2 separate regions of the Homo sapiens genome follow, and region 1 is linked to region 2. The links are chromatin loops, found by intact Hi-C in ENCODE. Cell type or tissue: heart left ventricle. All regions are shown on one strand. Each heading gives the region's core, and the rest is flanking DNA. Links, peaks and the distances in the headings are about the cores only.

The links. Peaks named below come from ENCODE experiments on the same cell type or tissue, not always from the same donor. Only the 100,000 strongest peaks of a DNase experiment are listed, where the experiment ranks them.
Region 1: a loop joins it to region 2, with 2.0 times the contacts of the local background. A loop is called at or near these places in 4 of 110 quality-filtered maps.

The regions. Positions count from the first base shown.
Region 1 is chr17:57,751,872-57,768,357 of GRCh38, forward strand. No RefSeq gene overlaps it. Among named protein-coding and RNA genes, the nearest start is that of CCDC182, 15 kb to the left of the region's middle. RefSeq lists enhancers at 9,727-10,347, 10,348-10,967. In heart left ventricle, for the core only: no CTCF peak of the experiment used is centred there; a DNase peak (open chromatin) is centred at 10,147.
Region 2 is chr17:57,818,475-57,834,960 of GRCh38, forward strand. MRPS23 (mitochondrial ribosomal protein S23) reads right to left here. Exons shown (of 5, transcript NM_016070.4): 5 at 16,307-16,486. Among named protein-coding and RNA genes, the nearest start is that of MRPS23, 23 kb to the right of the region's middle. RefSeq lists enhancers at 14,278-14,789, 14,790-15,300, 15,469-15,969. In heart left ventricle, for the core only: no CTCF peak of the experiment used is centred there; no DNase peak of the experiment used is centred there.

The DNA of each region.
Region 1 (16,486 bases), core at 5,541-13,540, 64 kb before region 2:
CCTGGTTCTGGTAGAGCAAGGGGTCGGGGGACTGTTTGGAAGCCTGTCTCGGTGGGGACAAGAGGCATTGCTGCAGGAGGCGATGGGTACCAAGCACAGCAGGGTGAGGAGAGATGCCCACGGGCTCTAAAATAAGCCTGCACACAGACAAGCTACTGCTCCCATCAGCCCGCACCCCTCCAACCAGCGACAACTTCCTCAGGGCAGAGCCAGAGCCACTGTCTGCATGTGGGGGTGTCAGGCTGAATTACGTGAGCTTAAAAACCAAATCCCCTCCTTCCTGGGTTACTTAACTGTCTGCCTGGCAAGGCTGGGAGACTACTGGTGACAGACACCAGGGCCTGCCTGGCTGCTCCAGACAGAGAAGCTTTGATCACCTGGAAAACTCCAGACACCAGGCCTCCTAATGATGAGTAATGAGCTCAAACCATCCGAAAGTTACCCTGCACCATGCACGGGGGACATGCACAGCTTCCACAGAAGCCTGGTGCAGGAAGCCAGTGCCCAGTCATCTAGTGTCCTAAGACAGAGTTTGACCCTGACTCCCACGCCACCCACCCCAGCCCCACCCAGAGTCTTGCCAGTTTGTTGATAAAGCAGGGAAGATTGTAAGCTCTGGGCACTTGCCTGTTCCAAGGGTTGATCTGGGGTCTAAAGGCCAGAATTTATCTTTATATTCAAGAATACAGCCTCCTCATTTGTTCATTCATTCATTCACTCATTCACATATTCAACACACATTTACTGAATGACTAAGACAAGCCAGGCACGGTGCTGAATGCTTAGGATAGAAGACACTCAAATGAGGCTTCTGTCCTGAGGGGATTTGCCATCTCCCATGGAGATAGCCTGCAAGTCCAGCATCACAAGACTCTGTGATAAGGAGCCTGACAGACTTGGCTACAGGGTGTTAAGATAGTCCAGAGGAGGGGCCTCTAAATTAGAGTGTCCCTTCCTTCTGGCAGTGAGAATAGGAGCAGGATGGGATGGAATTCAAATATTCCGGGTCCTTCTAGTCTAGGATCCTAGGCCTAGGTCCTTCCAGGCTATTTGAGCCTGTGAGAATCCCCAGTCTCAAGCTGTACCTGCATCACTTCATCTGGGATTTCCTTCTGCTCTGATGTTGGCTGGAAATATGTTAACCTTGAGTTCCCCTTTTGGCTTCATGGTAACTTAAGCCCACTGTGTCTTAAACTTTGACATACATTAGAATCATCTTGGGAGAGTGTTAAAATATCATTTTTAAGTTCTGAGTCCCACTCCAAAGAGATTCTAATTCAGAAGGCCTTGGGAGACTGAAATTAGGGTGATCAACCATCTTTTTTTTTTTAATAGGCCAGGTCTCACTATATTACCTAGGCTGGTCTCGAACTCCTGGGCTCAAACAATCCTTATGCCTTGGCCTCCCAAAGTGCTGGGATTACAGGCATGAGCCACTGCACCTAGCCGATCAACCATCTTGATTTACCCAGAACCAACATGGTTTCCCAGATATGAGACTTTCCATTTTAAAACTGGGACAGTCCCAGGAAAACTGAACAGGTTGGTCACCCTAGCTAGGGCAGATGCTGTCCATCCTTGCCCAGTGGCATTCCTTTCTTCCTTGAATTATAGATTCCCAATTTTGATGATGCAGTAACATGTTTAAGGAAGTTGAGCCTTCACCCAGACCCAGGTGGTAAACCTAGGTGCATTCAGTAATTCCATTCCCTGTTGCTATTGGTTTACTTAAGGTAGGCCTGTGATTCACTTCTGGCCGAGAAGTTGTTAAAAGAAAACTTATGAAAAAATATTGTCCCTGAAGTTTAGAAGTGGGACTGAGAGGGAGGGAGAAGGAGAGATGCCTGCTCTTTCTTCTGCCTTGGATGCAGTTGTGTGATAACATGATGGTTGGAACTGTGGCAGCCATTTTGCAATCCTGAGGAAAACCTAAGGATGAAAATTCAGCTGTGCTAAGGACGAACAACTAGAATAAAAAGAGCCTCCACTGTTTAATAATAATATCATTGATACTCTATACCAAACCTGAAATTACCTACCTCCAATATAATTGATATGTGATTAAATGTCTTTCTTGATCAAACAACTGTTGTCTGATATTCTGTTAATTTTCTGCCAAACACATCATGATTATTACAAAAGGCCTAGAAATCAACATTTTTAATAAGATCCCCGAAATCATTCTGATGCCCTCCATTGAGCTAGCTAATCCAGTGATTCTCAAAATGTGGTCCTCAGACCAGCAGCATCAGCATCCCCTGGGAACTTGCTGGAAATGCACATTCTCAGGCCCCCCCAGACCTTCTGAATTAGAAACTCTGGGAGTTTCTGGGGCCCGTCAGTCTGTGTTTTAACAAGCCCTCCAGATGATTCTGACAATTGCTAAATTTGAAGAATCGAGCTAATCAATACCTGAGACTCTCTGAGTAGTATCAGATCTGAGAAACTTCTGGATGGAACTTTTCATCTTAACCCAGGTCTCAGTTGTTTCTTTATATTGCTTGGGAAATAAAGCAGGATGTCTTCTCACCTTCTGTGATTTTTCTCCTTCCTCCTCAGGCCTTTCCCCAGTTAATCTTGCATTAGTTGGATGCTTTGACCAGATTTCCTGGCCTGTGTTATTTAACAGCATGTAGTGACAGGGCAGGGAGGCAGTTCTTTGCAGTCAGGCCTGGCCAGGGCAGGAGGTAAACTTGGTCAACCTAGCAGTTAAGGAGAGTGCATGGCAATGCCCCTGGCCCAGTAACCCTGGGTGAGTGTTTATACCCTTCACCAATACTCAACTCATCAGACTTTGCATTACATGGCAGCCAGCCTGGGAGGAGAAGAGGGGAGGCCCAGGCAGCAACTTCTCTTCCTTCCTAGGGAAGCCTTGCCTTGGCTGGCCTTTTATACTCCAGGCAGTCCCCTACTTCTCAACATAATGAGTTACTCCAAACCCCGGTAGTAGTCTAAAGGCAAAAACTGAAAAATAGACTCCATGTGGCAAGGGGAATCCATTCTCAGTTCACTAAAAAAGGAAGTTACAGGCCGGACTCAGTGGCTGCTCATGCCTGTAATCCCAAAACTTTGGGAGGCCAAGGCGGGCACATCACCTGAGGTCAGGAGTTCGAGACCAGCCTGACCAATATGGAGAAACCCCGTCTCTACTAAAAATACAAAAAATTAGCCAGGTGTGGTGGCACATGCCTATAATCCCAGCTACTCGGGAGGCCGAGGCAGGAGAATTGCTTGAACCCGGGAGGCGGAGGTTGCGGTGAGCCAAGATCGCGCCATTGCACTCCTGCCTGGGCAACAAGAACAAAACTCCATCTCAAAAAAAAAAAAAAAAAAAAAGGAAATTATAAAATCCCTAATTACACCTCTTCTTTGGAATATTTCCTCAAAAATAATTTTCAGTATTTCACATGTGCTCCTGAATCTTCCTCTTTACAACTGAGCACACTGTCAAAGGATCATCCAATGAGCATCACATTGTGAATAATCATTTATTTTTTAAAAATATATGAATTCTCACCCTTAAAGCATTTTCTATGTGCCAGACACAGGGACTTTATGTGCATCATGTTTTGAAGTCAAGAGCCACCAGCCCAGGCATGCCTGCCAAGGCTCACCTTTGTCCGGGTGAAATTAGGTTGATGAGTCCTATTACAGCAGCTTTATTTTGTCCATCTCCCACTCAAATGTATCAGATAAAGCCAAATGCCATAAAATATTCAAACACGACCCACTTCTGCTGTGTGATGCAAGCTGGCAAGACTGCCAACAAGGACCCACTGGCCTGCAGTGCCCCTGGGTAGCTGAGAGTGCTGTCCGTCAGCTAAGGTTCTGAAAACCAAATTCAGCTTTCAATGGTTTTGAAGTGTGTTATCAGAAAGTGAGGGCTGTACCAAAGTTCCGCCTTGCCTCTCTAGTCAGGGGGTCTGTGGATCTCTGACTCCCACTGCCATGGGTCTTGTCTTGGGCGCACCTCTCAGAGGGCCCCTCCAGCCACCCTTGTTTACAGTCTACCAACAAGTAAGGCTGCTTCCAGGAGCAGGGCCCCCTGGTGCTCAGGTCTTGCTCACACTCACAGGCAGACACACTTCCAGCTCTTGGGTGGTCACTGGCCCACACACTTCAGTGGTCGAGCTAACTCATGATTCATACTTTTCTTGGCCATCATCATTTGGTCATTATTATAACCAAGGCCTAGATGCCAAATGGTCCCGCTCGTACAATAGTTGAGATACGCAGTAAAGTCAGAAAAGGCCACTAAGCAGGAAAAACCATTTAAGGCTATGTGATGGTCATGCTGTTAAGGGGAGGCAATTTGGAGAGTCAGCCTGAGAGCAAGGCAAAAAGACCCAACCACTGCCGAGCCTGACTTTGGTTTTTCAACCAAGCCATGGGAGGCAAGCAGGCTGTCTCCTTGTCTCCTCCCACCCCCTGAATGTCCTCTGGTAGCCAGGTAGATGCCCACCTCATGCCCTTTTACCTCTGGTTTCTGTGCTGGGAGCATCTCAGCTGCTTCCTGCCAGCTACAGAAACACTTTTTTGCCATAAAGCCAGTCACTTCCCCCGATCCTAGACCCTGTCAACCCATAGAATGAGGTAAAAAGCCCCAAGGAAGACTTTTGAGCCTGGCTTTATTTTTCTTTTCTCTTTTTTTTTTTGAGACAGAATTTCACTCTTGTTGCCCAGGCTGGAGTGCAATGGTGCAATCTCAGCTCACCGCAACCTTCGCCTCCTGGATTCAAGCAATTCTCCTGCCTCAGCCTCCTGAGTAGCTGGGATTACAGGCATGTGCCACCACGCCTGGCTAATTTTGTATTTTTAGTAGAGATGGGGTTTCGTCATGTTGGTCAGGCTGGTCTCGAACTCCTGACCTCAGGTGATCCGCCCGCCTCAGCCTCCCAAAGTGCTGGGATTACAGGCGTGAGCCAACAGCACCGAGCGGAGCCTGGCTTTTAAAGCCTCCTTCATTTGATTCCTAGCACTGGGGTTGGGGAGGGGTCAAAGTGATCCCATAGGTTGAAGATGACAGGTCAGCAGGGGTTGGCCAAGGCTCTGGAGGTTGTTACTTTTCAGACACAGTGTTCCGGGGAGCAGTTAAAAGGCTGGTCTTTGGGAGAGGTGTAAACTGTAAAATCCTGCTAGGCTGGGGTTCCAGTCAAAGCCCATGAGCAGGCAACAAGATGCTCAGGCCCCCTCCCGAGACACACCACCTCCAGGTAACAAAGCCTTCAGGAATCAATCAACGGCTGCAGGATGCACCATTCTGTCTGAGCGGCTCCCTTTTCTCCCTCTGCTCTTGCCGCGGGAGGTCAGAGTTCACATCAAATGTCATTAATCTTCTTCCTGGGGGCTGGGGGCTTATTGGACAGTCCTATTAATCAGAGGCCTGTCACACCCACAGCCTGGCTGGGTCGCCATTGTCCTGTTCCTCACCTATCATAGAAAGATTAGATTATCAGTGACAACTGAGACACCCTTTGAGTCACAGGAAAGCTGGAGATTGGGGTTGCTTTTATTTTTTTTATATATCCTCCTGATTTGAGGATGAGCTGTTTATTGTCTTGTCACACTGCATCCTTTTCTTCAAAGAATCAGCTTTAAGAATCCAGTTTGTCAAACTGGACAATCACTGGCAAATCCAAAAAAAAAAAACCCTCAGTGACTTTATCAAAAAAGGTAAAATAAAGCAGAAGGTTTTAAATGGGTCCTGAAAGGATTAGAAAATAAGTTGCATTTGACAACAATTAATCTCTGAAAAGCAGGAGCTTTGTAAAAAGGAACAGGCAGAAATGTGGGTTCTGGGGTTCCACACAATGGGGATGTGTCCATTCCCTGTGCGCCCGTCCCTCTTCCAGAGTGGAGTCCAGTGGGGACCTGGGGCTGCAAAGGCATGAGAGACCGACCTTCCAAGCTTCCTCCTAACTCTCTACCCGCCAGTGTCAACAGCAGCAGCAACAACAAAACAGAACAGAACGAAAACACCAGGGCAGAGCAGCGCAAAGACCTCAGCCCTCCGGGTCTCCCAATTGTGTGACAGACTCAGTCACCCAGCAGGTACTGGGACCACCTATAGAGGCCCTGTGGGGGTCATAAGTGAAGGGGACACTTCTAATCCCTTTGAAGCGTAGAGACCACGGGGAGCACATGAAACACCTAAGTCAACTTAGATGGGAGCAGGGCCTTGGAGAACGTGGACTCACGGGGCTACAAATGGAGATGCCTCAAGGGCCCAGGAAAGAATGTAAACCAGGGAAGCAGGCTGTGGGAAACCCACTGGGAGTGGTGAGGACTCCAGCAAGAGAGTGCTCCGCACGAGCCTGCCTACAGGGGTGCAATGACCATTCCCTCTCACCGCACTGTGGGAAGGGGAGCTCCAATCCCCCAGATCTTTCCGGTTTCATGAGATTCCGGAGACTCAGGTTTGTATGTTAATACTCTGTATTTTAGGCTGGGCACGGTGGCTCACACCTGTAATCCCAGCACCTTGGGAAGCCGAGGTGGGTGGATCATGAGGTCAGGAGTTCAAGACCAGCCTGGCCAACATAGTGAAACCCCATCTCTACTAAAAATACAAAAAAAATTAGCTGGGCGTGGTTGCGGGTGCCTGTAATCCCAGCTACTCAGGAGGCTGAGGCAGGAGAACGGCTTGAACCCGGGAGGCGAAGGTTGCAGTGAGATGAGATTGTGCCATTGCACTCCAGCCTGGGCGACAGAGTGAGACTCCATCTCAAAAAAAACAAAAAAACTCCGTATTTTAATCGTTGGCAACATATTCAATTTTTTTTTAATCACTGAACATACTAAATAAAACCCACAGGCAGGTCCAGTTTGGCCCCAGGCCTGGGATTGGTGCTTGTTGGAATCCACCTGCCTCAGTGCCAGTAAGGACCAGGAGGCCCAGAGAGGCTGGTAACTGCAAAGATCACACATCTGGCAGGGCCAGTGTAAGAGTCTGGTTTAGACTCCCAGCCCAGCGCTCTATGCTCCAGATCTGAATACAGAAACACATATGTGACCAATTAGTATTAATAGATAAGCTCATTGGAGGGCAATAAAAGGGTAAGAATGAAGAGAAAAGCCTTGATTTCACACCTTCACTGTGAAAGCAGAGAAGAGACCAAATTGGACAAGGCCCAAGTGATTATTGCTGTACCTTTGATATCATAGGCATTTAATTTTTCTACCTAAAAAACTAGCCCTGGGTGCTTCTCTGTGTGGGTGCTATAGCAGCCGGGGCAGGGGGACAGGGAGTGCTGCTCTGTGGCCCTCCAGTTATGCTGTGGGCTGCCAGCTCTGTGGAGGTGTGTTACCCACTTGGCCATAGTCAAACACTGGAGCTGGGGAGCCAAACTACCTTTTCAAATCCACTCTCTGCCACTTACTAACTGTGTGACTTCAGACAAGTTACTCAACTTCTCTGAGCTTTAGTTTTCTTATTTCAGAAATGGGGATAATAATATCTACCTCAGAAGATTGTTGTGAAGATTAAAACTAGCATAGAACGAGTGAGCTGTGATTGTGCCACTATACTGTAGCCTGGACAACAGAGCAAGACCCATCTCTAAAAAAATAATAATACATAAAAATAAATAAAAGTAGCATAAAACAGAGCCTGTCCCAGAGCAAGTGTTCTATAAATTGTTGTTATATAATATAATCATGTTTTATACCATCTTCAAAGGTGCCTGGTATTGAGACACAACATTATAGGAAACTGAGTCTGGGAGGAACCTTAGAAACCATTCCTAGTTTGATTATCTAAGAGAAGGGAAAAAAAAGTGCTGGGGTCCAAAGATGGAAAATAGTTTAATTTCTGTAGCAGGCACACGTGAAAATCTCTGCATTCCTACATAGGTAGTTCACTTTTTTTTTTTTTTTTTTGAGACAGAGTCTCACTCTGTAGCCCAAGATGGAGTGCAGTGGCATGATCTTGGCTCACTGCACACAACCTCTGCCTCCCAAGCTCAAGCGATTCTCGTGCCTCAGCCTTCCGAGTTGCTTGGACTACAGTTGTGCCACCACCCCTGGCTAATTTTTTTGTATTTTAGTAGAGATGGGGTTTCACCATGTTGCCCAGGGTGGTCTCGAACTCCTGAGCTCAGACAATCTGCCCGCCTCAGCCTTCCAAAGTGCTGGAATTACAGGCGATGGTTTCACTTTTAACCATTTGCTTAGCCGTATGCCAACCATTTTGTTTTCCTGCTATAACACCATTGGAAATAAGGAAAGTTTCTACTATAAATATATTTAAAAGCAAAGCCATACAAGCCTTCAGACTCCCAAATATTCCAGCAACGTCAGCATAGCCAACACTGCATAACGTCCACTGCTATGCTCATTAAAGAAAGATTTGTGAGATGACTCAGGGCTGTATTTGTCCACTGCAAGTGTGTGACCAGCTTCATTTTCAAAAATGATTGTTCCCCAAGGTAGTTTGTGATCATTAGCGAAAAGCTGAGCCTCAAAGCAATTTCGATGTTTTGGGAAAGATGCTGTATGTCTTTCCATACTGGCTTGATAAATTAAGGTCAAACCAGTTGATTATTTGTGAAAATTGAACACTTGAACATGTTAACTGTTGACAAACCTTGACAGGTATCATGTCTGCCTTTATTAGGAGATTAATTAAAGGCCACTGGAGGTGCTGGCATGGCGTGAAAAGCCTGGATTTGGTGATAGATAGATTTGGGACAGATCCTGACTCCTTACTTGGCTCTAAGGCCTTAGGCTAGTTTCTTAAACTCTCTGGATCACCATTTATTTGTGTGGGAAATGGGGGTAATAAAACCTACTTCATAGACTTTGTGAGAATTAAACAGAAAATGTCTGTGCTCAGGAAATGCGAGATCCCTCCCACCCCACCGCATCCCCTCTAGAAAGATGAGGCGAGTGTTCATCTGTGGATGGGCATTCACTGAGGGACTCTTGTACGGCGCCCCTTGCTGACTGCTGGGATGAATCGGCTCAAAGCCAAATTTAGGTTAATGTCAAATGAGAGGGGAGAACAATGAACGCATCATTCTTTATGCTTCTGTTTAGGCTTCTGATCTAAAGACCAATTGTTGAGTTATTTAAATAAGAGTCTGCTCCCTCTTTGGAGATGATGTGGAATCTGAAGTTAGAGCCCTGGCTGAGTTTCAGTTTAAACACACTATTTTTGATTTACTGACCTTTCTGCAACCTTTCACTATCCTGAAGCAATCCGAGAGGGGAAGAATTGTGAGGTATCTCCCTGAGCACCAATGTGGGGTGAGGTACTGGCCCTGAGAGGATATTGAGAAGGCACATCCCGTGCAGGAGACCTCTGGCCCATCCTTCAGCTCTCGGGAAGTTCCCCAAGGGTGGGTGACTGTCTACCTTGGGAGTTCAAAGATGAATGATACCACTGCCAAATAAAAACTGAGAGAGTAGGGGGTCTGGAGTCTGAAGCCTGAACTAGAGCTAACTATGACAGCCAACATTCACTGAGCATTCACTCTGAGCTAAGCATGATGCTTGAAGCTTTTTTTTTTTTTTTTTTTTTTTTGAGATGGAGTCTCTGTTGCTCAGGCTGGAGTGCAGTGTCACAATCTGGGCTTACCACAAACTCTGCTTCCCGGGTTTAAGCAATTCTCCTGCCTCAGCCTCCTGAGTAGCTGGGATTACAGGTGCACGCCATCACGCCCGGCTAATTTTTGTATTTTTAGTAGAGACGAGGTTTCGCCATGTTGGTCAGGCTGGTCTTAAACTCCTGACCTCAGGTGATCCACCCTCCTTGGCCTCCCAAAGTGCTGGCATTATAGGCGTGAGCCACTGCGCCTGGCCAATGCTTGAAGCTTTAAACCCTGTGTTGCATCCAAGCTTCCTATCAGCCCTATGAGGTAGATATGATTACTGTCATAGCTGAAAATACTGAGAAGTTACACTTGTTGCCCAAAGGCCACATGGCTCCCACCGAGCAGAGTGGGAGCTATGTACGAGTGACACCCACTCTCTTACCTGCTGGTCACACAGTTTCCCCAAACACATTGATTCCTTCAGCGCTCCCACAAGAGAATTCCAGCAGCCACGCCTGCACCTCATCCCATCTTAGGGCAAAACTCCCCTTCTGCTTGGAAAAGACACACGATAGGCAGGGGCTTATGCTTTCCACCAGGGGCCCTTTCTCTGCACGTTGGGACTCCAGAGGTCACGTGGGCCTGGGGTTTAACCCTGCAATGCCGACACATGCACGCATGCACACAAATACAAAACCACAAGTGGAATTCCTAGTACCCTGCCCAGCCTGCAGGGGAGGGGCAGTGGCCTCTCTTTCTTCTTACCACCACTCCACCCCCAGCCCCCCTACACCGGCATCCACTGATCTGCTCCCTGCTGGGCTGTTGGAGCTAAGGAGGGACAAGTTTGTCTCCCACCCACTTCCAGGGCTGTGTCCTTGGCTTCGATGACCTTACAAAGGCTCTCACCTAAAGGGCTATTTAGGTTTAGGTTTAAGGGGCAAGAAGAAAAGAAAAGAAGAATAGCTGCAGCCTAAAATAAGTATTATTGGCAACCAGGAGAGAAACTCGGGGCTCGTAGAACCAAATGAAGAATTTGTAAGCTTTCAGCCACCTGAAATTGTGGCGCTTTCCCCCACCCCATGCACTTAATAAGAGCTGACAGCCTGCATTGTTCTGCCACGACAAGGTACGCTGCAGCCCAGTGATAGGGCGAGAGCAGCAGGGGGACAAAGGCAGCACAGCCGAGGAGGGGCAGAGCGAGGGGTGAAACATAAAGACTGAGGGCTGGGGGGGGCGACTCCTAATCAGGAGCCTGGCAAGAGACCCCGGGAACGGCAGCCCACTGACAGTGGAGACCAGGAGCTCCAGATGGCTTTTTGTCTCAATAAAATAAAAAATGTAATCTGACAGGCTCTGGGATGGGACTCAGGGAAACAAAAGTCAGCGGAGCAGGGAGCGGGAGTGGGCCGGGTTAAAGGTATCAGAGTCTGAGAAAGACAAAAAGAAGTGGCTGTCTCTTTGAGCAATTATGGGCTTTGCAAATGACATTTAATTCCAGAGGTGCATGCCAGGGACAAAGCCAGTTGTTTTCTGGTCTTGGCAGGGGTAGAGGAATTGGAAATACACTGGACATTTGGCCTCGGAAGAAAGGTGATAACTTTGCCAATTACCCACGGGTGTGGGCTCTTTGTGTCCACACTCTTCTCCCCACCCCAAGTCATTAGGGGATGATATAAAGATACAGGGCTTCCTGGTGCAATTTAATTGCTCATAGACCGAAAAGTGATGAGCTCCATCGAATTGCACAGACGTCCTGTAGGAGACCAGCTGCCGTATTAATGTGGCTTCTCAGAGGGGAACACACCCCCACCTGCTTCACCAGGAGCACACAGAAGCCCAGGGAAACAGTGGTCCCCCTGTGGCCTCTGATGGGGCTGTCGCTTTTTATTAAGTAATCTCTGCCTTTCAGATCACTGCATGTTTTCTTCCCAAAGGTCTTTGTTGCTGTGTAGGCCCAGCACACAGCAGGTTCCCAATAAATATTAAACAGCGGATGCTAGTGATGTCTCCAGATGTCACCATAGGGGACAAATTGTCACCCAGGGGATGACCCCACACTAGGACTATGGTGTGGTCACTATGGCTGTATAGCACAAAACCTAAGGCATGATGGGTTAGGGGTTCTGAGGCAGGGAAATGGGGCAGGAGGGTTAGTGGATATTACAAAGAGCCTCTTAGACAAAAATTATAAAGCCAGAAGATGCATAGTTCTGGTGAGGATGTAGGGAAACAGGCACTCTCAGATAATGGTAGAGGAGAAGGAGTAAAGGCTTTTCCAAAAACAATGTATCAATAGTGATTAAAATGTAAATGGCCAGGTGCAGTGGCTCTTGCCTGTAATCCCAGCACTTTGAAAGGCTGAGGTGGGTGGATTGCTTGAGCCCAGGAGTTCGAGGCCAGCCTGGGCAACATGGTGAAATCTTGTCTCTACAAAAAATAAAAAAATTAACCAGGCATGGTGATGTGCACCTTTAGTCCCAGCTGCTTGGGAGGTTGAGGTGGGAGGATGGCTTGAACCTGGAAGGTGGAGGATGCAGTGAGCCAAGATCACGCCACTGCACTCCAGCCTGGGAAACAGAGTGACCTCAACAGATCACTTGAGGTCAGGAGGTCGAGACCAGCCTGGCCAACATGGTAAAACTCCATCTCTACTAAAAATACAAAAATTAGTCCAGCGTGGTGGCGTGTACCTGTAATCCCAGCTACTCGGGTGGCTGAGGCAGGAGAATTGCCTGAAACAGAGAGGTGGACGTTGCAGTGAGCCGAGATCGCACCACTGCACTCCAGCCTGGGCAACAAGAGAGGCAGACAGACAGACAGACAGAGCATGTGCATGATTCATAATTTAAAAATTAAAATACACATTCAAAAAACATCAAAGTGTTTTAAGCATGAACTTTGAAGTCTGATCAGGCCATGAGTCCTGGCTTCATCTCTCTCTTGGTTATGATTTCAGGCAAAGTCCTCTGAGCTTGTGTTTCATGGCAGCATGGTTCGTAATAGACCTTTGTTGTGTGTCTCTGAGCTTTGGTTTCCCCAACTGTAGGCCAGAGGTAGTAATTGTTTGTTTGTTTGTTTGTTTGTTTGTTTGTTTGTTTTGAGACGGAGTCTAGCTTTGTCACCCAGGCTGGGTGCAGTGGTGCAATCTCGGCTCACTGCAAGCTCCACCTCCCGGGTTCACGCCATTCTCCTGCCTCAGCCTCCTGAGTAGCAGGGACTACAGGTGTCCACCACCAAGCCCGGCTAATTTTTTTTTGTATTTTTAGTAAAGACGGGGTTTCACCGTGTTAGCCAGGATGGTCTCGATCTCCTGACCTCATGATCTGCCCGCCTCGGCCTCCCAAAGTGCTGGGATTACAGGCATGAGCCACCGCATCCAGCCGGCCAGAGGTAGTAATAGTATTTACCCCACAGGGTTGTTGAAAGATTTAGATGAGATATGCATAGAAAAGCTCAGTGCCTGATATACCCTCAGTGCTCAATAAATAGCACCAGTTGATGTATTATAGACCGAGTGACTCTAAGTGTCTCTCAGGAGTGGGAAAGGAAGGAGAGAAAGCAAGAGAGGACCCCAAATTACCCAATGAACAAACATCTCAAAAATATCCAAGGTCCTGGGATGATCTGTAAACTAAGGACACAAAGGAACTTGCTGACTAGTGTAACTTCCTCTTTGTCTCTTGGCCCAACAGGTCTTGGTGGATTCTCATTACCTCCCTGCCTTGTGAATTCAGATAACAGAGACAGAAGTTTGAATTCTGGGCCCGCAGACCAATGTCAGATGAGGGGTCCCATCACCCTTAGGTAATGATGAAAGCACAGGATGCATCTTTTTCCAAAAGCTGTCCGCCTGGTTGGGGCTTCTAGGGCCCTTGGCCATCAACGGGATTTGCTCTCATTCAGAATGACTTCCTGTCCCCAAAAGAATGTTTGTTAGGTTAGAAAAGTGATCACCAGGGCTATCAACTGAGAAAGCAGAAGGAGTTGACTCACATCGTTTGTGCTTATTAAATACATGTTAAAGGATTAAGTGAAAACTAGAAAAAGAGAAAGAAAAGAGATTCACCCCTAAGAAAGCCGGGTGTGTCCCTGGCTGCCCTCTCAGAAGGGCCGCTCAGAGTGAGCTGGAAGAGATGTGCATGGCAGCCCTTTGGGTATCTATTTTATTCTGAGGAAACTGAACCCAGAAAAGGTGAGAGTTCTTCTAGAGATGCCTAGCAAGTGAGTGGCCCAGGCAGAATCTGATTTTGAGTTTCTAGATCAGTGCTGTCCAAGAGACATATAAAAAGAACCATATATGTGATTTAAACTCATGGCATAGCCATATTAAAAAAGAAAATGAGACAGGTAAAATAAATTGTAACATTATATTTATTTAATATATCTAAAATACTATTTAACATATAATCTATATTTTAAAATATAGGCTGGGTACTGTGGCTCATGCTTGAGGCTGGGAGTTCAAGACCAGCCTGGGCAACATAGCGAGATCTTGTCTCTTAAAAAGAAATTTTTTTTTACATTAGCCAGTGTGGAAAAAAAAAGGAAAAAAAGAAACAAAAATGTAAAAAATAAAATAAAATTAGCCAACGTGGTGGTGTGCTCCTATAGTCCCAGCTACTTTGCAGGCTAAGGCTGAAGGATCAATTGAGCCCAGAAGTTTGAGGTTACAGTGAGCTACGATGGCACCCACTGCACTAGAGCCTGGGCAACCAAGTGAGATGCTATTGAGAGAGAGAGAGAGAGAGAGATTTTCCATCTTTGTGTTTTATAATAAGTCTTCAAAACTCTGCTGTGTGTTTCATTCTTCCAGCACATCTCAACAAGAACCAGGCACATTGCAAGTGCTCGCTAGCTAACAGCTAGTGCTGCAGCTCTAGGTTCCTAGCCAAGTCAGTTTCCTTCAGATGTCTGGCTGCAATGCCAGGGTGCATGTGTGTTGGGGCCAGGTTGGGTGGGTGCAAACTGGGAGGCACAGGAAAGAAATTCAAGATTTGGTAGGTACAAGGCACACTTGTAAAGACAGCTAGCAGCAGGGGGCCAGGCTAGGTACTGGGTGGGATAGGACAGAACTGAGCTTTAGAAATTGATGGGAATGAGTCAACCAAGAGCTGCGGCCACAGCCAGGACAGAAAAAACTCAGGAGGGGTGGGGCAGGAGAAACAATTCCATGAGGGTTGAGGCTGTGTGAGCCCCAGAGAAGGCCTGGCCACCTCATTGGGCAGGGGCAGCCCCCAAACTCTAACAAGGAGATTCTTCTTCAGCCAGAGGACCCAGCTCTGTGAGTCCAGGGAGCTTTGCCAAGAAGGATACTGCTGTGTTTGCTGCTCTTCCTGTTTCTAGGCACCACCCTACAGCATGAGTCTTTCTTTACCCCAACCCAAAGCAAACAGTGCAAGCTTGAGACAGCAATGCAAACTGTAATGACATTTAGGAGATGACCACCTCATCACGATTAGGCATGAGTGAGCCTTGGTACAAACCTCTGCCAGGCACTTACTAGCATGTGACTTAGGGAAAGTTACTCTCTGAGCTTCAGTTTCTCAGCTACAAAATGGAGGAGCTAATGGTGCCAACCCTGTTGCCAACCTCACAGGGTGACTGGGTGTGTTGGGGGAAACAGCGCTCCACACAGTGGAGGGCTCGATGTGCACTTGTGCCGCTACACACAGGCAGTCCACAGTTCCCTGCACATCTCATCTGATGCTGGAGCAGGAGGCAGCCTTTCCACTCATCTCACTGAGAAACAGAAAGAAGGGAGGCCTAGTGCTCTGCCAGGGCCCCACAGCTACAACCCAGCTTCAGGGTTCCCACTCTAGGGCTTGTTCCATGACTAGGTTGAAGACATTTCTGGTAAGTTTGAAAGGTGGGATTCTTTTTACTTTCTCTTTTCTTCTCTCTCTCTCTCTCTCTCTCGTGTGTGTGTGTGTGTGTGTGTGTGTGTGTGTGTGTGTGTGTGTTTTGTTTTGGCTTTTGTCGTTGCTGTTTGTTTGTGCTTCTAACCAAGAGGTAAGGCAGAACTTTAAGAAGCTGATGTCTTCCCATCACTTCTGTTGGTCCAAGTCATCCTCCTGAAAACCTAGGTGTGGGCTGAGCAGCTCAAAAGCCAAGACAGCAGAGAAAGCACAGAGTGGTGAGGGTCAGATGTGTGAGGGGAGAGGGTCCACTTGATGGAAAGAAGGGAAAGAGAGGCTGTGGGTGGGGAGGTTTGCCAGATGCCTGGCTGGGCTGACCCACCCCAGGTTCGGGAGGCCTAAAGAGCAGCTGCATCTTTTGAGGACTGTATAAGGGGTCAGAAGCCCCACCTCTTCCTACCACCCTTGTACAGGGGAGAGCAGGGTTCTCATTTCTACAGCGCCCCCCACCGCCGGTGGGGCAGGGATGCAAGCATTATCTCACCTCTTACTCTGTGTCCTGGAAACAACCTGGGAAGTCATCTTGTCCAAACATTTTGTTTTGCAGGAGATGAAACTGAGGCAGAAAGCGGCTGAGAAATATTCTCAAAGTCACACAGCTAGAGTGGCTGAGCTTGGTTTTATGCAACTGATCGGAGAAGGTAGTGGACAGAGGAGAAGAAAGGAAGAGACAGGGCCCCAGGGCAAGAAAGAAAGGGATTGACAGGGAACGCCGCTGCAGGGAAGGGACTTCGGGGACTGCTCAGCATGTCCGCACAGGAAAAGAGGCCCAAGCCCTTGTTCGGTTCATTCCAAAAAGTGGATTGACATCAAGATGAATGGCCAATTAGGGAAGATTGCAGAGACAATTTACAGAGCAAGTTCGCTCATATTCTGGGGCTAGATCAGTTGGGGGAGACTCCAAAGGCCCGTCTTCAGTAAAAATAATCTGATGATCGCTAATTCTATAGCCATTAGCTTTGGAGAGACTGGTGTGAGACGGTGTAAAGTGTTAAAATGACTCTCTTCCTTTGGGGGAGAACTTACAGCCTTAAT
Region 2 (16,486 bases), core at 2,854-10,853:
CCATTTTAATGATAATGGGCAAGTACAACAACCAGGTCTTGAAAAGAGCATGGTATCCATGTGGTCAGAACCCTCAGGAATGAGGGTCCAGGTCATCCCACCCAACAAGTCTCTTAGACCAGCAGAGATGCCAGCCAAGGGCAGGAAGACTCTGGTACAGGTGGTGGAGAAGGGGCATAAGGAGTACCAGGTAGAACCTTGAGATCAAATGCAGCATCAGAGTCTGTGTCTGTCCCATTAACCCTTCTCTTGTCAGTTTCCCCAGGAAGCAAAACTCACTACAATCATAAATAAGCCATCAGAGATGGGGCAAACTTACTACAAGAAACAAGTGACTCTGAGCCACTTGAAGGGTCATCTGTCACAGACACTGCCCACCCAGATCCCTTTTCAGGGCCCACACACCCATCCCCTAGCTACTGAGAATAGGGGCTGCTAATGGCTCAGAGGTTCATCCCTCATTGGGAAATGCATGACCCAAGGCACATCCCCTCCTGGGGGAGAGCCTTAGTCAATGACTGGCTGATGGGGGATGCAAAGGCCCAGCTCTCTCACAGTAGGACAGCTCTGGAGGGCCATCCCAGCTCCAGAGTTCCCTGTAGAATTAACTGAGGTCTCCATGGCCAGCACATTGTGGGGCAGCTACTCCCTCTGCCCCGTCCTGCCTCCCTTGCCCCCTTACAAGTACATCTCCCAAGAACACTCCTAATTAATGTTCTGCGTGCAGCTCTCTATCTCAGAGTCTGTTTCCAGGGAGCCCAACCTCAGACATCTCCCAATCTCAGGCTGAGATACTGGGAAACACAAATGATACTGACTCAGTCCCCTGACTCAAGGGACCCAAACAGTTACACAGTGATCTGCCAATCAACAGTTGAGCCTTTGACTGGTCTTCAGGTTGGTTGTTTCCAACCTGTTCCCTCTCACTGGGATTAAAGGAAATTACCCAAAAGAAAAAGAATGCAGCCTATACCACACTTCAATGGTCACGTCCATTCATGTGCCGTCCTTCCCCACTTGAAACCAAATAACTGAAAAAACTTTCCATAGTAATAGTGAAGGCTTCAGCAAGACTGGACAAACCCAGGGACCTCTGCTAGGAAACATGACTAAGCTTGTCCTTCTGAATGAAAGAGGAAGGGCTATTAGCATTGATGAGGTCCACAGGGAATTCAGTGTTATACAGGAATATTTTTTGTATATGACAGAGAAAAATGTAGAAAACAGACTGATTGATTGACAGACAACCTAATTTTTTAATCTGGACATCTTTAATAAATTCTGTAATGCAGGATTATCAATCTTATCTCACCTGGATTTCTACCCTTCACAAAGAGATGGCCTTGATTTTAGAGGCCAGAGTAAGTGCCTTCTTTATCAAAAGGCTCACTGTCAATGTCCAAGTTGAGCGGCCCTGGGTCAGTCCTCAGGAACAAAATTTCATCAACTTTTTATGGTAAGAGAGTTTTTCTGACTAGTTACACATAGGTAATCACTCTCTTTACATAAAACCTTCCTGGATTTGAAGTGCAAGCAAAATGCAAATGCCACTTTCATCTGGATGCGGTAATGCGGCTCCAAGAAGCTAAAGTCACTGTCGCAAGTTTCACATTGGCAGAATGCCGAATTCTTAACATCCAGAATCTCTTTTGACTCCTTACAACCATGAGAAGCAGGGGAAATGCTCTTATTATCCCCATATTGCAGATAACCAAACTGAAGCTCTCAGAAGTTAAATAACTTGCCCAAGATTCCAAAATGTGTCAGAGCTGGACCCCAACCTGGTGTGTCTGATGTAGAGCCGTGTTTTTAAACTATGATGTTATACTCCAATATCCTAAGTATTTTTGGCCATGTCATCTATACATCATAACATCACAGCCACTTACGTTTCATACTTCCACACTTACATATCAAATTGAATATTTTCTACAATGATTTAAAAATTTCAGGTTGTACTTCCTCCCCACTTTTGGGGGAATGGGAGTATGGTATATTGTCTATTGAAATTTCTCAAGATTTTTTAGTCAATTTATTTAAAGGCATTTCTTACTTCCACGTTAATAATAAAATTCAAATTCTAATTTTTTTTTATTTTTTTGAGATGGAGTCTAACTTTGTCACCCAGGCTGGAGTGCAGTGGTGTGATCGTGGCTCACTGCAACCTCCACCTCCCAGGTTCAAGCGATTCTCCTGCCTCAACTTCCCAAGTAGCTGGGATTACAGGCGCCAGCCACCATGCCCAGCTAATTTTTTGTATTTTTAGTAGAGACGGGGTTTCGCCATGTTGCCTAGGCTGGTCTCAAACTCCTGACCTCAAGTGCTCCACCCCCCTTGGCCTCCCAAAGTGCTGGGATTACAGGCATGAGACACTGCACACAGCCTTAAATTATAATTTTTTAAAGAGTCACAAGTAAAAGCCAAAAGGAAGTTCTATGTTTGACCTTCTTTGTTAAAAAATAAATGTACAGAGGACAGGACAATGTCTTCTGTAGTTTGCCTGATACTGAGCCAAGTGAGATTTTCATATTAAATTTTGCTGTCCAGTCTGGGCACGGGGGCTTGCGCCTGTAATCACAGCACTTTGGAAGCCAAGATGGGGGGATCATTTGAGGTCAGGAGTTCGAGACCAGCCCGGCCAACATGGTAAAACCCCGTCTCTATTAAAAATACAAAAATTAGCTGGGTGTGGTAGTGGGCACCTGTAATCCCAGCTACTTGGGAGGCTGAGGTAGGAGAATCACTTGAACCCAGGAGACGGAGATTGCAGTGAGCCTAGATCATGCCACAGCACTCCAGCCTGGATGACAGAGTGAGATTCCGTCTCAAAAATAAAAATAAAAATAAATAAATAAATTTTGCCATCCAGAATTTTATTATGCTTTGGGGAGACAGAGTGGGAGGTAAGAACAAGATTGTTAGTGACATATTTGTCCTATAATAAATTTTAAAATTGTTTTTTGTTCTCTGAAGATATCTTCAAACTTATCTTTTATTTATTTAAACATAATAAGCAAGAAAAGTCACATATTGTCTGTAGTTCGATAATCTCAACAGCTTACATCTTTATAGATCTGCTTCTATTCTATCTAGTTTCCTTGTGTACCTGGTTATCTTTGACCATATTCCAGCACTTTAAAAATTAGGTATAGGAATAATATGAGGCCTCTGGGTGTAGATATACCCAGAGATGATCTGCTTCTGTAATGTGTTGGGATCATACCAGTCTGGGACCACCTTAAGCCAAATCCAAGGCCTGAGATTTCCTGGACCTGGACAATCTGAATAATTGGAACCTGAGTTATGATTCTGCAGGAGGGCTGCTCCACTTCTAGCCACCCTCCCCCTCAGGATATACCCTGGGAAGTCCCAGTGTACTATAGGAGGGCCGCCTCTCCTTGGCTGGCTCCTGGCTTCCATTTCTGCACTCTCTTCCAGCCAGGCTGCAGCCCATCCGTGGAAGTTCCCCACAGAGGATCAGCAAATACCTGCAGGGCAAAAAGAGCTTTGGTGCTCCTTCACCTCTCTGGTTCCTATTCTCTCTTCCCTGTTGACCTAGTCATTTCTTACTATCTTGTCAGCAATTTCATACTGCTGAAGATTTCCAAAAAATAGTTTACGTTGTTATTTGTCTCCAGTGGGAGAGTTGGTCCACATAGTTTAGCCTACCATTGCTAGGAGGTCTCATCCTGTAAGCTTCTCAAGAAATAACCAACTCAGGCCAAACGGTGGGCCCTACTAATAGGTGTTAAGAAAGACCTAAAGTTGATTTATGTGTCTTAAAACAAAATAATCGATTTTTCAACAAACACATCTTTCTGCTTACTGAGGCCTGTAGTTCCAGAAGCATGGGTTTAGGGTCTTCAAAGGAAGGGGGGCATTGGGGGTGGGAAGGGAAGTGCATAAGAATCACCCACAGCCTCAGGTGCACCGGCTCTGCTACTGAGCAGTTCTACAACCTTGGCCAATAAGGCCAGCTCTTGGCTGGTTTTCTCATCCGGAAAATGGGAATAATGAAAATCATAGGCCGGGCGCGGTGGCTCACACCTGTAATCCCAGCACTTTGGGAGGCCAAGGTGGGTAGATCACCTGAGGTCAGGACTTCGAGACCAGCCTGGCCAACATGGTGAAACCCTGTCTCTACTAAAAATAATAAATACAAAAATGAGCCGGGCGTGATGGCAGGCACCTGTAATCCCAGCTACTCAGGAGGCTGAGGCAGGAGAATCGCTTGAACCTGGGAGGCAGAGGTTGCAGTGAGCTGAAATCGTGCCACTGCCATGGTGGCAGGCACCTATAATCCGAGCTACTCGGGAGGCTGAGGCAAGAGAATCAATTGAACCTGGGAGGCAGAGGTTGCAGTGAGCCGAAATCGTACCACTGCACTCCAGCCTGGGTGACAGAGAGACTCTGTCTCAAAAAAAAAGATCATAATACCTGTCTCACAATGTCGTCATGTGGATTGAATGAAATTGAATGATACAAGCAAAGCCTTTAGCTCAATGTTTAGCACAACAACGTCTGTTAAGTGTTGGGCAAACATTATTATTATTATTATCCCCAAGGTGCTGATGGCCTAAGACACATACTCACCAGACCATCCCCTCTCCCCTGCACATGCTCACAGTCCTAGTTCAGTAGTTGGAAACCACTGCCTTAGTTAATGATGATTTGAATAAATCACTGGATTCCAATGGTCCAGTTGCTAAAGACATTATTCTGAAGGCCCGAAAGGCAGGCCTCCTGAATTTTATCTCCCTTAACTCATTCTGTGACCTACAAATTGAAAGGAGGAAAATAATTCAGATGGCGAAAGGGCCTGGAGATACCCCCCCAATAAAAGATTCCCCTGCAACCACGTGGCAAGTTGTGCTGTTATGATAAAGCGGAAGACTGTTTGGAAATAATCAAAAATTCTCTCAGGAAGCCCAATTATATTTTTACATCAAGAATCAAAATGCTGGTGCTGCAGACTTCAGCCTATCATTCACAAACCTTTTATCCTGTAATTAAGCCAGATCTGCTGCTGGGCTAATTCTTCCCTGAATGACACCACCCTTTGAGCCAGCCCGTATGTCGGTAGAAGACTTCACTCTGATGATCTATTACACCAATACATCACCGCGGTGAGCTGCCTCCTTAATGATTTATCCATAACACATCATCAGAGTGAGGCACACTTGTAATATATTGCTCAATAAGTCTGCAGTGGCCAAGGGAGAAAGCCACGAACAGCAGCCGAGTCTGTGCCCTTACACGGCTGGTGTCAGAGCGCAGGACCCACGCTGGGCTCTCCTCTCTAAACAAATGTTTATATAGGTGGGAGGGCTCTCATGCCAATAGGCTTTTAAAACATGAAGAACCATGACCTTAAGAAAGCACCATAAATCCAGAGGAGAAAGGCCCCTCCGTGTGTAGTAGGGCTTACTCTTCTAAGCCTGTCATTTCTAAGCATTTTAAGCTCTTACTTAGTAGAAGGCCGGGACCACTGCAACACACACCCCAGGGGATGCCATTCTCATTGTAGTCTGCGCAAATGGTGCCCCCTGGAATTGTGCAACGTGCGGCCTGAGTCACCCCACATGGCAGCCCTGTAGGAAGACCTATGGTTAAAAGCATAGACTCTGGCATCATTCTGCCTTGTTTGAATCAAAATTCCTGGAATAACAGTCCTATTTCATGGAGTTGCTGTGAGATTGAGTAAGGTAATGCTTGTAGAGCACTTATCATGTAATAAACACTCAGCAAATGTTAGCCTCTTCTAATAGCTACCTTCACAATGCTGAGTGCCAGGAAGCCTTTAGGTCCAGGCCTAAGGTAGCAGGCTGCCCCTATAGATTGTGTTCTTTATTCTGGCAGACGCTGTCTAATTTTTATGTATTTAAATGCTGCTTCATTCAAAAGAAAAAAGGGGAGAGTGGATAAAAAGGTGCTCATGGGGCTGGGTGCGATGAGCCTGTAATCCCAGCACTTTGGGAGGCTGAGGTGGGCGAATCACAAGGTCAAGAGATCCAGACCATCCTGGCCAACATGGTAAAACCCTGTCTCTTCTAAAAATACAAAAATTAGCTGGGCATGGTGGTGCATGCCTGTAATCCGAGCTACTCGGGAGGCTGAGGCAGGAGAATCGCTTGAACCTGGGAGTCAGAGATTGCAGTGAGCTGATATCACGCCACTGTACTCCAGCCTGGCGACAGAGCAAGACTCCATCTCAAAAAAAAAAAAAAAAAAAAAAAAAAAAAGGTGCTTACGGAAATACATAATAGGATGAATATAAAGAAATGGGAACATCTGCGAAAAGAGGGAGAAAGATTAAATAAAGTTTAAGCAAAAGTAATGTACAAAAAGAATGCCAAGAATCAGTAAGAGTGGGGTCACGGGCACACCCATTCCCTCCAGTGGGAGCAAGTCAGTGCAACCACTCTGGAGTGCAACTTGGCATCACCCAAAAAGCGAAAGATGAGCCCTACCGCCCAGCAATTTCACTCCTAATTGTATGCCCTGGCTCAGAGGGATTCTTCCTTGCACACATGTACAAAGAAACAGGGATAATAATGTTCCCTGCAACATCCTAGAGACAGCAAAAAAAAAAAAAAACTGGAAACAACTGAAACCTCCAAGAGGAAAATAAATATATAACAATAATAGCCAACTCTCTTTTTAAAAAATCACTTTTTGTTTTTGAGACAGGGTCTCAGCTCTGTCACCCAGTCTTTACTGCAGTGACACAATCATAGCTCACTGCAGTTCAAGGGATCTTCCCAAGTAGCTGAGACTACAGGTGTCCATCACCACACCAGGCTAATCATTTTGTTGTTGTTGTTGTTGTTTTTATTTATTTATTTTTATTTTTATTTATTTATTTATTTTGAGACGGAGTTTTGCTCTTGTTGCCCAGGCTGGAGTGCAATGGCGTGATCTCAGCTCACCACAACCTCTGCCTCCTGGGTTCAAGCGATTCTTCTGCCTCAGCCTCCCGCGTAGCTGGGATTACAGGCATCCACCACCACGCCCGGCTAATTTTTGTATTTTTAGTAGAGACGGGGTTTTACCATGTTGGCCAGGCTGGTCTCAAACTCCTGACCTCAGGTGATCCACCCGCCTTGGCCTCCCAAAGTGCTGGGATTACAGGCGTGAGACACCATGCCCAGCCAAAAATCCTTCTAATGTTTATTTTTTTAATTATGAAAATAACTCTTTTTAATTTATTTGCATAGTGTTTTTATTCTACTACATACATAAAAATAGAAGCTACAGGTGAATTAAGTTTATTAATGTGGTCTTAAACATCTTCCTGTTCAGTCTGACATGTCTGAATCCCTTTCAGACTCAGTGTCTTTGATGTCTGTGCTTTTCTACATACCTTCCTGTTCTGTTCCATGAAGGACATTAGTGATATGGCATTTCTTAAAAGAATGTTCCATTAGTGCTTATGAGACCAAGTCTTACACTATATACCAGGAATATTTTCAATGCTTTTCACCTATTAAGTCATTTATTTTCGCCTCTATTAGATAGGTGGTATCATTAGCCCCATTTTACAGATGAAGAAACAGAGACGAGAAGAGGAGGTTAAGTCACTTGCCCAAGGTCACAGAACTAGTAAGTGGCAGGGTTGGGGTTTGAACCAAGGCAGCCTGGCCCCAGAGCCATACTCTTAAAGCCTACATATTCATACATCTAGTCTTAGAATAGAATATTGTACAGCAGTGAAAATGAATTAACTAGAGTTACATGTGGCAAAACAGGTGAGTTTCAAAAGAAAACTCTTGAGTAAAAAGATCAAATTACAGAGGGATACATGCAGTATAAAGCCACTTTTATAATATTTTTAAATGTGTAAAACAATACTGTATGTTTATTATAGATACATACGTTTGTAGAAAAAATTATTATTTTTTAAGTAGGGAAGATAAACACCAAGTCCAGGAAAATATCCACCACGAGAGTAGGGACAAAGAAGAAAGGGATCAGGAATGGATACAAGAAGCTCATGTCTTAACCTGGGTGATGGGTAAGTAGATATTTGTTGTAGAGTCTCTGTAATTTTTGAATGCCTGAAATATTTCATAATAATCAAAAATAATGCCATCTCCTACTCCAGAGCTGCATGTAACTGTAAATTAAGCTCTGAATTTCCCCACAGCCAAAGCTAAGAGGGAAACTAAGACACCAAATTTGCCAAGACCGCAGAAGCAAACCACCCAAGTTGTTCAAAAGCAGCACAGTTTTTTATTCCTTAAGCTAAAACGTGAAAGATATTTATCCCACGGGTCTTCATAGAGGAAAAAATGGTCAGTAACATTCCCACAGAAAAAAACAAAAGTATGCCTCATACAACCATTTCCTAGCATCCCTCAATGCATTGTAACAGCTTAATGTCAAAGCAGGCTTCAGAAGCAGCAGCTCAGCTGGGCGAGGTGGCTCACACCTGTAATCCCAGCACTTTGGGAGGTCAGGAAGGAGGATCGCTTGACCCCAGGAGTTCAAGACCAGGCTGGGCAACAAAGAAAGACCCCATCTGTACAAAAAAATTGAAAAATGAGACAGGGTCTCATACACCTGTAGTCCCAGCTATTCAGGAGGCTGAGGCAGGAGGATCGCTTGAGCCTGGGAAGTAGAGGCTACCGTGAGCTTTGATCATGCCACTGCACTCCAGCCTGGGTGACATAGCGAGACCCTGTTTCCAAAAGAAAAAATTAAAAATAATTAAATTTTAAAAAAGAAGCAGCTGCTCTATAAAGGGAACTGTCTTTATTGCCAGCTTCTGGGACATTTCCAGAGAGAACAGACCTTCATGAGCAAGAGGGAAGCAGGCCGACTTGACCACAGTAGCCTGGGGACTGACACAGCCTTAACTCTGGGAAGGACCCTCCTTCAGATTCCTGCTCAGGGGCCTGGGACCCATAGCTGCAGACAAGCCATAAAGATATCCTACAGTCCTGGGATCTGAAAGCATTCACCCTCTGTTTAGTTCTTCTCATGATCACTCAGACTTCTTGGACCCTGAGTCCATCCAGCTGTCTGTTGAAACCATTGGCTCTTACCTTCATCTTACAAAGGCGGGAGCCAGCTAGGCACCGTGGCTCACACCTGTACTCCAGCACTTTGGGAGGCCGAGGCGGGCGGATCACCTGAGGATGGGAGTTAGAGACCAGCCTGACCAACATGGAGAAACCCTGTCTCTGCTAAATATACAAAATTAGCCGGGCCTGGTGGCACATGCCTGTAATCCCAGATGCTCAAGAGGCTGAGGCAGGAGAATCGCTTGAACCCAAGAGGCGGAGGTTTCGATGAGCAGGGATCCCGCCGTTGCACTCCAGCCTGGGCAACAAGAGTGAAACTCTGTCTCAAAAAAAAAAAAAAAAAAAGCAAGCTGATTATTTAGAGATGTAAAGGTACCCACCAGACGCACTAAAAACAGAAATGGTTAAAACTAGTTGGCCCCAAGAACAGGCCTGGGGTCGGAGGGGTGGAGAGCCTGTTCAGAAAATTGTGGGGAAATTTGAAAATGGACTGAGTACGAGGAAATCTTCAAAAACTGGCTGTTAAATGCCATGTTGTTGGGTTTGATAATGGTATTGTATTGATATAAGAAAGGGTCTTATTTTCCAGAGAAGCAGGCTGAAGCCTTGGGTGAGAGAGGTTTTGTGGGAACTTGCTTTAAAATGCCTCAGAAAAGCTGGAAGCTGTCGCTCATGCCTGTAATCCCAGCACTTTGGGAGGCCAAAGTGGAGGGATTGCTTAAGCCCAGGAGTTCGAGACCGGCCTGAACAACATGGTGAGATCCTGTCTCTACAAAAACTCAGAAAATGAGGCGGGCAGATCCCTTGAGCCCAGGAGGTTGAGGCTGCAATGAGCCATGATTGCACCACTTGCCCTCCCACCTGAGTGACAGAGCAAAACCCTGCCTCAAAAAAACAAACAAAAAACAAAACAAAAAAAAACACTTCAGAAAAAATATAGATGAGCAAAAACAGCAAAATATTAATAATGGTTTAGTCTACATGATAAACATATGGAGGATCTTTATATGATTCTTTTTTTTTTTTTTTTTTTTTGAGATGGAGTCTTGCTCTGTCGCCCAGGCTGGAGTGCAGAGGCGCGATCTCGGCTCACTGCAACCTCCACCTCCCAGGTTCAAGCAATTCTCCTGTCTCAGCCTCCCGAGTAGCTGGGATTACAGGTGCACGCTGCCATGGCTGGCTAACTTTTTGTATTTTAGTAGAGACAGGGTTTCACCATATTGCCCAGGCTGGTTTCCAACTCCTGAGCTCAGGCAGTCCACCTGCCTCGGCCTCCCAAAATGCTGGGATTACAGGCATGAGCCACTACACCCAGCCAATTCTCTCTACTTTTATGAATGCTTCCATAATCAAATTTAAAATGTGGGTTTGTTTTGTTTTGTTTTGTTGTGTTTGAGACAGGGTCTCGCTCTGTCAGTCAGCCTGGGGTGCGGTGGCATGATCATAAATCGAGGTTTCAGTGAAACCTCGAACTCCTGGGCTCAGGGGATCCTCCCACTTCAGCCTCTGGAGTAGCTGGGACTACAGGCACACACTACCACGCATACCTGGCTAATTTTTAAAAAATTTTTTGTAGAGATGGGGGTCTCACTATAATGCCCAGGCTAGTTCCGAACACCTGGCCTCAAGTGATCTGCCTACCTTGGTATCCCTAAGTGTTGGGATTACAGGCATGAGCCACTGTGCCCAGCCTGAAAAGATTTTAAAGAAGTATTTAATAAATCTTGGAAGATGCTGATTCTGCTCTTCTTGGAGCTCCGCTTGGACCCATGGACCCAAAGAACAGGACTTCAGGGATCTTGTAGCTCAACCCCCTCATCTTACAAATGGCTAAAAAGGTTTGAAGACTTACCAAAGTCATACAGCCAACAAATGGATGAGCTGGGGCCAGGCTGGGGTCTCCAGGAGCCTTACCCAGTGTCCTATCTACTGTCTCATGTCTGCCTCATTTTTGGACAAAAGGAGCTATTTTTAAATGTCAATAAAGAACCGGGGTACACTCAGTTCTTTTTTTCTTAAGGCAGACATTGCCTATGGGTCGATGGGTTCTCATCGTAAAAAACCCCTGACTATACCCGGAAAGTTTTATTCTCTTCAACATAAAATTAAAGTATATTCAAGTCCTTTAGATCTTACAGCCACTCCTTTGGGGGTTGGCAAAGCATGTGTCAGTCGAGCAATAAACATCTGTCATCTAGAGCTCATTAATATTAATTACAAGTGGCCAGTGGCTCAGGGGACCTCAGTCCTGCAGATGAGATTTTCCTAAATTTGACCTTCTTAGACTTACAGGTGTTTAAACTGGTTCTTTTAAGAAGCCAGTCTATGGCCAGGCGCAGTGGCTTATGCCTGTAATCCCAGCACTTTTGGAGGCCGAGGACGGTGGATCACTTGAGGTCAGGAGTTCGAGACCAGCCTGGCCAACATGGTGAAACCCCGTCTCTACTAAAAATACAAAAATTATCTGGGTGTGGTGGCACATGCCTGTAGTCCCAGCTACTCAGGAGGCTGAGGCAGGAGAATCACTTGAACCCAGGAGGCGGAGGTTGCAGTGAGCCAAAATCACGCCACTGCACTCCAGCCTGGGCTACAGAGCAAGACTCCATCTCAAAAAAAAAAAAAAAAGGCCGAGGGCAGTGGCTCATGCCTGTAATCCCAGCACTTTGGGAGACCGAGGCTGGCGGATCACCTGAGGTCTGGAGTTCAAGACCAGCCTGACCAACATGGTGAAACCCCATCTCTACTAAAAATACAAAAATTAGCCAGGCGTGGTGGCAGGCACCTGTAATCCCAACTACTGGGGAGGCTGAGACTAGAGAATCACTTGAACCCAGGAGGCGGAGTTTGCAGTGACTGGAGATCGTGCCAGTATACTCCAGGCTGGGTGACAAGATCGAAACTCCGTCTCAAAAATAAATAAATAAAAATTTAAATAAAAAAAAAAAGCCAGTCTAGGCCCATTTCAACAATCAAAAGGGAAGAAATAAACACTCCCAAGTATCAGAGGTTAGGTTGCCCAATAAGCCAGGAGGGGCCTGGCCAGAATGCTACAGGACTGTGGGACATTCTGGTGCCTTCTGTCTGCCTGGAGCTTGGGTTGCCAGATCCTCCTCCTTAGCTGGCCCATCTCCCACAGCCCTTTTCTCTTCTCTCACATAGGAAAGTTGGGGATGGGGCAAAGCTACCAAAGACAAGCTTTACCTTCTCATATTTAAATTGGAATTTTTCTGGGATTAAGCCCACTACCTCTTGTTCTAACCTTGGGGGCCCTTGGAGGGTGGGTAGGCAGAGAAACCAGATGTGGCTCAGGCACACTCACTGAGGTGACCTGGATCCCGGGCACTGAGCCTTCCCTTTTCCCATCTGAAAATGGAGCCCCTGCCCATGCTATGGGAGTCAGCCTGTGGCTGCTGGCAGTAGTGGCAAAGCCACCCCCTTGTCCCTGATGTCACACTCAAGGGGGCTGGAAGCCTTGAGGAGCCAGCCAAGTGACATCTATACCAGCCTGGTTCTCAGCGGGAAGCCAGATCCGAGAAGGCAATGGGCTCCGGGAGGGCAGAGGAGGTCACCTGAGCTGCAGAGAAGGGGCAGGGCCATTTCGCCCCACTGGGCGGGAGCCAGCAGGAGCTGATGATAAAGCTCAGGACCTCCTCGTATGCACTGAATATTCCAGAAATAACCCTGAGCACGCCTAGGGTTTCCACTGAGCACCTGGGAAAGGAGAGGCTTTGAAGAACAATCCTGCATTTCCTGCAGAATTTTCTAGGAGGCAGAGACTAGAAAGCTGAACTTTTCCACTAGTTGTCCCTCATCCTGCCACACTCCCTCTCCGGAGGCCATCGTCTTGGAATCTACACTGCTTCCAGGTTGAAGGCCAGTAGCATCACCACCAGCCCCACAGCCATGTTCTTCTTTCCTGCATCTTTATTTCGCGTAACAGTAGAAGGCTTGAGAGTTTACAAAGTTCTGCATAGCCAGCATCTTATTCGGGTTTTGCACCCCAAAACATACTTGGTGCTAATATTATTTTCCCCGTGTCAAAAACAGGGAAATCATTCATTTGTTCACTTGACAAATATACTTCCAAAAATCTATTAGGTTCCAGATTCTCTCCTGGGGCTGGATGTGGCTCAAAATGGTCAAGTGATTTCTCTAAAGCCATGGCCACAAAGGAGTGCCAGCGTCAGGATTTGAATCCAGTCCTTTTGACTGAGACTTAGAGAGGAAAGAGGTCAGAGCCCTTCCCCTGTAACCCACCTGGGTGGCACCCTTAGCTCTGTGCTCCTCTGGCCTCACATCCCAGGTAATTCAAGGCAGAGGGGCCCACCATACACTGGCAGACCACCAGGGTAAAATAAAGTGGGAGGGTAGGAAGGTCAAGGATAGATCTTTCTGGTCCTCTAGGCCTCATCCTCACCCTGCCCACCATTTCTGCCCTGGCACCCACTGCCTCCCCATGCCCTTCATAGGGAGAAGCTCCAGAAAGAGTTTCAGAAACTCCTAATTGCTGACTAGCCCCAGGTCCCCAAAACAATGGCTCTGATGTTGGAACTATTTTCCCTGGCCGGGCCTCTAGGTAGTGACCCTCTGGCTTTCCTCCATAATCTGGGGCAAAGAGGGTGGAGAAAGAAAGCAGAAAAGTGTGCTGAAAGGAAGGCAGTTGGGGGGAGTGTAGAGGGGCAGCAAGGAGGCAGAAAAGGGCCGGGCATGGTGGCTCATGCCTATAATCCCAGCACTTTGGGAGGCCAAGGCGGGAGAGTCGCTTGAGGCCAGGAATTTGAGACCAGCCTGAGCGACATAGCATAGAGACCCTATCTCTACAAAAAAATTAAAAATAAAAAATTAGCTTGGCATAGTGGCATGCACCTGTAGCCCTAGCTACCTGGGAGGCTGAGGCAGGAGGACCACTTGAGCCCAGGAGGTTGAGACTGAAGTGAGCTATGATTGCACCACTGCACCCCAGCCTGAGTGACAGAGAGAGACTTTGTCCCTATTTTTAAAAAAAGGAAGCAGGAAAGAAGAAACAGAATGAGTGTCATTGAGTGTCATTTAAAATGTTGGTTTCTACACACACGCTTGCCCACAGGCATACACAATCCAAGAAGTTACTAAATAAATGCACATTTTCCAGTGAAACCTACCAGCATGGGATAAGTTCCAAAAGCGGATAGTTCCCAAGATGTTCTCTAGTTTCCTCCTTTGTTGTTGTTGTTGTAGTTGTTTTTTAATTTGATTCATTTACTTGGTGCTAGAAGTTTGGAAGGAGATAAAGGACAGAGTAACTACTGGGGGTGGGGGATAGAGAAAGCTGTGTTTAGACGAGTGGCTGGTGAAAGAGGACACAATACCGTTTCTTCTCAATGTTAATCTAGCGCATGTTAATTCCTCCCCACCCAGTGGGAATCGACAGTGGCTGAAAGCCTTCTAGGCACTGACAGCAAAGACGGAGTACTCGCCAAGAACTTTGTTCACGTTCTCATTCAGTCCTCACAGCAACTTAGTGAGGTAGACGTTGTTACCCTTGTTTTACAGATAAGGAAATTGAGGTTCAGACGGTTCACTAACTCCCCTAATGTCACCAGACAAAGCAACAGATCAGGGTTTCAAACCCAGGTCTGTTCTCCAAGGCCTGGGTTTTTTCCGCTGCTCTGCCTCCCTGCCTGCACTGTTCTCTCTCCCGCTGTCCTCCACAGCAAATTCGCAGATGTGTCATTGACTGGAGAAGGTTAGGAAACACTGCTCTGGGCAGAGTCTCCAGGGGCTCAGCGCAGTAAGCTCCTTCCTCTCCAGCTCCTATTATGGTGCAAACAGTGCCGCTTCCCCGGCAGGCCTTTGTCATTTGTCCCGTGGCCTGTCCCCTCCCATCTCTACCCCATCCCAGTAGCACCCCAGGACCTCAGCTTCCTAAATTTCAGCCACAACATTATTTTTACAAGGACACTCTTCAACCTTGAAAGGCAAGGTACCCCGAGGCAAGGAAACGAAATGACTGTAGTTGAACAGCATGAGAGTCCAGCGCCATCTAGTGGTGCTGAAACCGACAAGTCCCTGGCGGTGACATTTTCAAATAATCAATATCTCATTATTAACCATAATCACAACCTGATGTTTACTTTTGGAGAAATGTTCAGCAGCAAGGGATGCACATGCACTTTTCTGCATGTTTCAGAGGCCTGCGATCCTAAATGCCACAATGACTATTAAACAGTGTCCTGCCCATGAGCAAACAGGAGAGATTGATTGTATATCTTTTTCATCTAAGCTGCTCACCAAAAACAAAGCTCAGTTGAAGCCAGTGACCTTTCACTAACTGCTGGAAGGAAAATGCTTGATAAATAATAAATAGACCACTACTGGATCTTGCTTAGAACTATCTTTTAATTAAAAGAACTGAGGAGCTAGAAGGTCCGGTGACTGACATTTATTTCAGTTGCAGTCCAGGAAAAGCATTCATTGAGGGTAAAATGATACTTGAAATGTATTTTCGTTGTCAGCTAGTATTCCCCAAAAACCCTGTCTGTAATCTGCATGGATGGAGGGTGGTGGTGGTGGCTGGCAGTAGCAACATTTTGTAGGGAACATAACACTTAACTTCCTGCCTTCTCTGCCTTCCCCTAGCAACCTTTTCTTTTTCGTGCTGCAGCAATAAACACTTGTCTGGTTCAGCATCACCACAGAAACTGCTTCAGTGCCGGGCTCATCCAATCAGAGACCCGCCTGCCACATTGAGCGCTACCCTAGGAGTGACAGGAAAGCCATTTCCCGTCTTTTCCACAGGAGGGCAGGTGCCCTTCCTCTGCCAGCCAAGGTGACCTCGACCAAGTTGCTCACTGAACCTGCTCAGCCATCCCTCATCTCACCCAGCACGGTCAAAGGCTCAGAACGCATGACTAACTTAGCCCGAGTCAGGCTCCCACCTTTTGGCTATTCTAGAATTGAGCTCAGAACATAGAGACCAGGAAGTCTCAGCCTTCCCCATCCCCTCCTCCACTCACCTTTGCTTGCTCCTAGCTCCAGTCTTCTGGCTGAGGCCGTGCCAGCTTGCGTTGACTACCAGCACCACATCATGTTCTCTGCCCTAACTCCCATGTACTCAGGAAAACTGCCAGCCCATTCTGAGTCAGGCTTGGTCACAAATGAAAGCTGAGGATGGATGAGGCCCAACTCCGGGTGCCACGTCTGGATTCCCCGGAGCAGAGGCAGGCACCAGTGCCAGCCTCAGAGAAAATCTTACTGTCCCACTTGAGTGACTTTGTTTAAAAAAAGAAATCTGCTGAAGGTTTTTAAGTGGCACGCCATCATTTATTTACAGAGAAAGGTATCACTTTAACAAAATCAGGAGTCCTTCGGGGGCAGATTATTCTGTAATACCACTTTCATTATCAGAGAACTCTCGATACAAAGTGTTCTACAAAACTACAAGAAGAATCAGGCTAGCCTTTTAAGGACATCATCAAAAA